Linked DNA regions of Homo sapiens: region 1 is linked to region 2. Evidence: chromatin loops called from intact Hi-C (ENCODE). Cell type or tissue: OCI-LY7. All regions are shown on one strand. Region 1 has its middle 140 kb from the start of REG3G. Region 2 has its middle 46 kb from the start of REG3G.

Region 1 (4,000 bases), 92 kb before region 2:
GAGTAGAAAACCAAAAATTCTATTTTCTCACTTATAAGTGGGAGCTAAGCTATAAGTATGCAAAGGCATACACAGTGATATAATGAACTTTAGAGACTTGGAAGGGGGAGGGTGAAAGGAAGAGTACAGATAAAAAAATACATATTGGCCGGGCGCGGTGGCTCACGCCTGTAATCCCAGCACTTTGGGAGGCCGAGGCGGGTGGATCATGAGGTCAGGAGATCGAGACCATCCTGGCTAACAAGGTGAAACCCCGTCTCTACTAAAAATACAAAAAATTAGCCGGGCGCGGTGGTGGGCGCCTGTAGTCCCACCTACTCGGGAGGCTGAGGCAGGAGAATGGCGTGAACCCGGGAGGCGGAGCTTGCAGTGAGCCGAGATTGCGCCACTGCAGTCCGCAGTCCGGCCTGGGCGACAGAGCGAGACTCTGCCTCAAAAAAAAAAAAAAAAAAAAAAAAAAAAATACATATTATATACAATGAACACTATGGCTGATGGGTGCACTGAAATCTCAGAATTTCCCACTATGTAATTCATCCATATAACAAGAAACCCCTTTTACCTCAAAGCTATTGAAATAAAAATTAAAGATATGTATGTGTATATATACATACATATTTACACACACACACAATAAAAAGATAAAGAGTCAGAAGATAAAAGAACACCCAACTATATATTGTCTAAAATAAATCCATTTTAAATATAAAACACACATAGATTAAATGTTAATGGATGAAGAAAATTATACCAAGCTAAAAACATGAATTGAAAGAAAATAGGAGTAGCAATATTAATTTTAGTTACAGCAGACTTCAGAGCATGGACATTTATCAGGGATAAAAAAGAGCACTACGTAATTATAAAGGGGTTAATTCTCCAAGAATATATAATAATTCTTAACATGTATGTGCCTAACAACAGAGTATTAAAATATGTGAAAGAAAACTAATAGATCTGTGAAGATAAATATATAAATACACTATTATAGCTGGAGACTTCAATACACTCCTATTAGAAAAGAACAGATCCAACAGACACAAAATTAATAAAGACAGTGAAATTCAACAACACCATTCATCAACTGGACATGATGGACATCTACAGACAACTTTATGCAACAATAGGAGAATACACATTATTCATAGATTCACATGGGATATTCACCAACATAGACCACATTCTGGGTCATAAAAAACACCGGAAAATTTAAAAGAATAGAAATCATACAACGTCTACTCTCAGACCGCAGTGGAATTAAACTAGAAATCAATAACAGAAAGATAGCTGGAAAATCCCTAATTCTTTGGAGATTAAACAACACTTCTAAATAACACATGGGTTCTCATTCTTATTAGATTAAGGGTTCACTTGTTACCCAGTTCTGATAATAAGACTTAAAGTTGAGATTCAGAGATAGCTCAGAATAAAGGGCTCTAACATTGCTTCTTTCTTATTTACATTAAATTGGTTAAAACGCTGCATGTGATTACAACTTTTTAGTTCTCTCTATGTATGTAGCACAACTCTTAGCATATAATGAGATTTTGTTATTGCAATCCCTACAACTTCACAATATTACATTGATGTCTTTCTTTTCTGAAATATTAATAAAGGTATCAAATTTTATTTTTCCTATTGAATATGTTTATATATAATTAGACCACAGAGGAAAAAATACTGGCATATGTTCTCATTATTTTTTAATAAATATATATTTAAATATTTTTATCATTTCAATACACTCAAAATGTTGGCATTTCAAATAGATGTCAGTTTTCAAGTAACATACACTTATAATTATACTATTTTAAATAATGGTGATTTTTTTTTTCTAATTGGCTAATGTTTTAATTCAACAAACCTGTAGAAAACATTGTCCTTCTTCAAAGAGCTTCATTCCTAACTAGAAAATATTTTGCCCTAAGGAATGAGAAAACAGCACAGAAAAAATGTCATAATCTTTCTCAGTAGCTGATATTCAGACAAAAAAATGTCCTACATGTTTATATCATTTAGTTTACATCCAAGATTTTGACACTACAATGAAAATTACAATATTGAGAAAGTCAAAAGCATCTACATTTGAATAAAATCAAAGAGAAGGGAGGAAAGAAAAAAAATAAGCAAACACACTCAGATCCTTAGCTTAGGTTTTTAAACAGCTTCATAGCATCAGTCCCTTCCACTCTAAACAGCAGCAGCAGTGGCAGCAATACAGACATTCAACCATGAAATGAGCATGATTTCCAGGTGGCCTTCTTCAATAAGAATAGCATTAAATGACTATTTAAATTTGCCAGGAAGTGAAACATTTCTCAAATAAGAAGCCTATACAATTGAAATTCTGTGCAGCACAGCTAAGGGAAGATTTGAAGCTGATACCTACCTACTACTACCACCATCAAGCGTTCCAACATTTTTTAAATGAGCAAACTAATGATAATGAAACTAATTTTACCACATCACCCTGGGAGAGGAAGATTTTCGATAAACTTTTGCTATTAACAGCTAGGATATTCTGAAAGTATTTACCATTAAGAGATAAGCACAATGAGAAAGGTAGCTTTTAATATACAGCAGAGAATGTGCAAATAAAACCACTGATATAACAGAATCCCAGTATAATAGCGTTTGCAACAGTCAACTTCATAGTTAAGGTTACAACTCAATTTCATATCCCTGCTTTACTTGCTCATAAAAACTTGGTGGAAAGTTCTTCAACATTAAAACTTTTCATACTTGGTCTCCAAGTAAATATGAATGATAAACATGAAGGTTTTTCAATTTTAATAAAAGATTTTTTCTTTCCCTTTCTCCAAGGACAGTTCCTTCACACAAGTACTCCGACAAATAGCATGAACAAGGGGGAATTTAAAATGCATGAATTTCCTAATTAAACTTCAAATGTTTATTATGGACCCTTTTCTCTTAAACAACACCTGAAGTTCAGGGAATTTAAAAACCTTCTGACAAAGCACTAGTCCTCTGGGAGGAAAAATACTGTCTAGGCTTCGAAAACCCATTCAATAACCTGAAACTTATTTAGATCTTAACTAGAGAAAATCTGAATGTGGTTATAGAAATTTTGGTGGCCTCAGATTATAGTAACACTCTATTAAAATTACATACAATTACATTTTTGCTAATAGATCTGCCCTGGAATTTTCCCCATTATATTGTGAATATGTTTTTAATTTACTGTATATTATAATTTTATTATAATTTATTTTAAAAATTCTATTGATATATAATAGTTGTACAAAACACATGTGATATTTTAATACCTGTATATAATGTGTAATGATCAAAGCAGGGTAATAGGACTATCCATCACCGCCAACATTTATCTTTCCTTTGTATTGGGAACATTGCAATTCTTCTCTTCTAGCTATTTTGAAATATACAATAAATTATTGTTAACTATGAATTCCCTCCTATACTATGGAATACTAGAACTTATTCCTTTCTATCAAACTGTGTTTTTATACCCTTTATCCAACTTTTCTTCCTCTCTCCTTCCCTTCCCATCTCATATTATCATTTGTAATTGGTACATAATAATTGTATATATTTATGGGGCGCAGGGTGATATTTTGATGCATAAATACAATGTGATGTTTTAACACATTAAAAAACCTTCTTAGCTGGGGAGAGACTGCCTCTCCCCGGATTAAGCCAATTCTAAGAGATAGTAAAGGACCCAGCAGGAGTATGCCTTTGATAAACAAAATAACCACCAGAGCCATACCTTCTCTACCTGGCCCACCACCCCAAGAGGTAACAGTCCTCTGCCTTAATCATCCCAGGGCCAAGTAGCAGGCAAGTAGGGGCCACCCCTATAGCCCAAAGCCTGCCAGTTATTCAAACAAGCCAATCCTAAATTATTCAACCTGCCCCACCTTGCCTTTCCTGCTGACCCCAACAAATGCAATGGCTGAAACCATCCTCTCACTCCTGTCTTCTGCCCTTTCACCACCCTGGTGTCTTTCCTGTGTGG
Region 2 (4,000 bases):
ATTTATGACAAGATTCCCAGAAATGTAGTATAACACATAAGTGTGACCTTATGAGCAGAAAAATCACCTTAGTTTCACTAGTCCACCCTGTTTGGGAACTAGGAAACTTTCAGTGTTACTCAACACAGTAAATTAACCACCGATGGCCCACTTCCTCTTTCTTTACCTAGAAAAAATACTTCCTCAAAAAGAGACTTCTACTGTGCGTGATGATGGTTGCCATTCAACATGCAATTCCTTTGTTGGGAGGAGTTAGCTCTAAGCTACTCCATTGGTGACTGAATTTTAACACGCCAGTCCACATATGACTGCCTATATAATCTAAGTCACTCTGGTTTTGCTATCCCAGGATCCACCTTCTACACAGTGCACACTGCATGAATTATAGAAACTAGACTATGGGAAAGTTGACAGTTGCTTCATTTCTCCAGAAAAGCCACATGCCTGCAGCTGTCAAGGGTAGCCCGACCAATGTACCAGGTCACTAGTTCAACACTTGTGGAGAGTTGAGGGCACTGATCCCCATTCTAAAAGATTCTCAACATAGAGAACTAGAAAATATCAGTCTTAAGAGAGTATTATCAATGTTCCCTGAAGGGATTCATTCTATTTTTGTAAACCCCAACTGGTTTCTTAAATATTTAATCCATCATGCAATCAGAATAGTTGTAATCACCTATCATCAAACTGGAAGAAAATATTATTTTTTACACAAAGAGATCATTGTTTCTTAAAAGCAGTAAATGATACATGCCTGATAAGCAAAAATAATACATTTGTTCAGAGGATTAAGCACTTTGAGATGGATTGTTCAGAGAAAGTTTTGTGGGAAGATTCCAATGTAAAATGGGACTGGGGAAAGCACAACATGAAAGGCAGAGTAGTATTTACAAAGACAAAGGAGGAGCCAACCTTTGATGCTGGTCCTCTAATCCTTACACATTCCTCCCTGCTCAGGGCTTAAAGACTTCTAAAAACTGACTCTTGCTTCTCTCTGCAAGTGTGAGACACAAATTTCTACCACCATTTACTAGCCAAGTGATTCAGGCAACTCATGCAACCCCTCTGCACTTCAGGTGATGAATATATGAAAAGATAATCACATCTGCTAGCAGCTGGGGATTGAAGGACTGTGCGTACAAAAGAAAAAAGCACAGTGCCTGGAATACAGAAACCAGTCAACAAAAGCATTTCCTTTCCCTTGACCTGTTCAGAACTTTTTTTTTCTTTTTTCTTTTTTTTTTTTTTTTGAGATGGAGTCTCTCTTTCTCACCCAGGCTGGAGTGTAGTGGCGTGATCTCAGCTCACTGCAACCTCCGCCTCTGGTGTTCAAGTGATTCTCCTGCCTCAGCGTCCTGAGTAGCTGGGATTACAGGCACCCGCCACCAAGCCAGGCTAATTTTGTATTTTTAGTAGAGATAGGGTTTCACCGTTTTGGCCAGGCTGGTCTCGAACTCCTGACTGCAGGTGATCTGCCTGCCTCAGCCTCCCAAAGTGCTGGGATTACAGGCGTGAGCCACCGTGCCCGGCCGAACTTTTCTTTGCCTAATACCAATGCATTGTAAACGTATGGGAAAAAAGATTAATTGGGTTGCAAGGAGACTTGAGTGCTAGTCTTGCCTTTACCACATAATGAGCTGGGTGGTCTGGGGTGGATAATTTTGGTTTGCCATTGTTGCTTTCTCTTTGAAATGAAGAGGATAGCCAGGAACTCCAAGATTCCTTCCAGCTTATTCATTCATGTCTTTGCATTGCTGAGCATCACCCCAGGGATGTTTTATCATCTCAGGCAGTGAGGAATTGGGATCCCTTGTGTTCCCCTAGCACCCTTTCTATTAACCCGAGAGTGTGCTGGAGGATACTGCTTTTCTGGAGAGCACACACTTCATATTGGGCGACTGTGACACAGGCATCTGAGTGGTCTCTGGCAGGACTTTGCAATATCCGCCCTGGGAAATGGCAAGGGCACCCGAGGACCTGTGAGCTGGCAGGGCCGTGTCACCCCAAAAGACAAGGACTCTGAGAGGAGGTACTTCACCAACACTCTACAGCTGTGTGAAGAAAAAAAGAAAATGGTTGATGAATTTCCACTTTCCACAGAGTAAAGAAATATTTTTATGTTATTTGTTTCCAGCCTGAGCGGGGGGCTTTTCATGCATGACCAAGGAACTCTCCTCCCACAGGTGGGGATACACTGCCACCTGCTGGTCCTCTGCTTCTTTACACAAAGGAACACCTTCCCAAACCAAAGCAATGGTGACTTTCTCGGACAGCATACTTAGATATATCAGAAAATATTGATAGTTACTAACCTATTAATTGTGAATGTCTGATTAAATGTTGAGGGTCTTGTAGAGTTAAATTTCAAGATAATTCCTCTGTGTATACTCAAGCTCACGCAACTAAAAGAGATCTTGACTAAAATTGGCAGCCAAGATTCTTAAGGCTTCCTTCAGCAATTCAATAATTCACTTACGTGTACAAGGAATCTTTCAACATGTGGAAGTATTTTCAATACATTATATCATGTGGGGTTGTTAAAAAAGCTTTATACTTGGAACTTACTACTTAGTATTTGTATATATGCCACATGAAAATAATAAAACTGCATTCTTGTTCAACACTTTTGGCATTGGTATTCTCAGTGATTCAGATTTTCCCTCATTAATCCGCATCATTAGTCTGTGTGATTAATCTTTTACTATTGGAATGGTGCAGAGGTTAAAAGTTAATATGGATATAAATGGAACAAGCTCAGTAATTTTATCAACAAAGTGATTTGAGGCTAAGAGTTCAGGAACATTTTATTTGAAGTGGCTTTTGTGTTTCACTCTCACAGATGGTGTTCTTTGATTCTGGAACCTCAAATTGTTTTAACACATCCCACCATCCCAATGTTCAGTGTATGTGATTGATATGTGTGTCTACCCTGGCAAATAATACTTAAGAGTGAAATGCCAATCTTCCCTTTTCAACCTGAAGTTTGGTCCACAATAAAAATGGCATATAGATTATTATGTAAGCAAATCATTTAGTTCCACATTGTCTTAAACGTTTCCATTTTGAAGCTAGATTTTGGCTTTGGCTTTGCATAAAAAAGGGTCCACTGAAATGTTATGTTTGGCTCTAGGGGGTGCGGATTATTCCATCCCTACAGCAAGAAGAAAAAAAATCATGACATTTCTAGCCAACAAGGCTTTTAAAAATATTGATATCCAGTCTCCGATCACCCTACTTCATAAGCCTAATGGGAGATGAAACGGAACTTACCCGTCTTCAACTTCCCCTCCCCTTTGTGTGCTCTTCCCCTCTCTTTCAAGTACAGTATTCTCCAAAGTTATTGAACCTTAAAGTCAGACTGATAGATGCTTCTGACATGGTGAGAGGGGACCAGCTCTTTCAACCATGTCACATGACAGGAAATCCCACTTCCTCCAGAGAGAAACCTCCATGTGTCCCAACAAGACAAGAACACTCTCAGTGGATGGTCAGGCTACCCATGGGACTCATTTGGTACATATTGCACGTACTCATATTAATCTTCTGATGTGCACCAGCTCCTTATTTTCAAGACTAGGCTGCATGCTCTGGTTTGGGAGGCAGTGCAGTGGGACGAAAGTACTCCCAGCTTTGGAGACATGAACATGGGGTTCCATGCCCCTTCTGTTACTTATTGTCTTTACGGTCCTGGAGAAATAACTTAGCCCCTTTAAGCCTCCATTTCCTCATTCATAAAATTAGGATCACATTACCCACCTCACACAGTTATTGAATGCACAGCAATAACTTTGGTTATATGCCAAGCACTGTCTAAACACCTTATATGAATTAGCTTACCTGATGACCACAACAACCTCTTTAGGATCATCTTCCCCATTTCACGGATAAGGAACCGAGACAAAGGACAGATTAAGTCATTTCCCCCAAGGTCTCAATGCTCAGATATGATAAAGCCTCATATCAAAGCAGGTCTGGCTCCAGAGTTAGAGCTCATCTTGTG

Evidence for each region. Hi-C counts contacts between places; a loop is a spot of excess contacts. Peaks named below come from ENCODE experiments on the same cell type or tissue, not always from the same donor. Only the 100,000 strongest peaks of a DNase experiment are listed, where the experiment ranks them.
Region 1: it touches region 2 in a loop (8-fold over the local background); 2 of 110 quality-filtered maps call a loop at or near these places.

Annotation. Positions count from the first base shown.
Region 1 is chr2:78,885,381-78,889,380 of GRCh38, forward strand. No RefSeq gene overlaps it. Among named protein-coding and RNA genes, the nearest start is that of REG3G, 140 kb to the right of the region's middle. In OCI-LY7, no CTCF peak of the experiment used is centred here; a DNase peak (open chromatin) is centred at 2,261; H3K4me3 peaks cover 1,981 bases; H3K27ac peaks cover 2,158 bases.
Region 2 is chr2:78,977,628-78,981,627 of GRCh38, forward strand. No RefSeq gene overlaps it. Among named protein-coding and RNA genes, the nearest start is that of REG3G, 46 kb to the right of the region's middle. In OCI-LY7, CTCF peaks have their summits at 2,210 (motif pointing left) and 2,415; DNase peaks (open chromatin) are centred at 144 and 2,204; H3K4me3 peaks cover 812 bases; H3K27ac peaks cover 118 bases.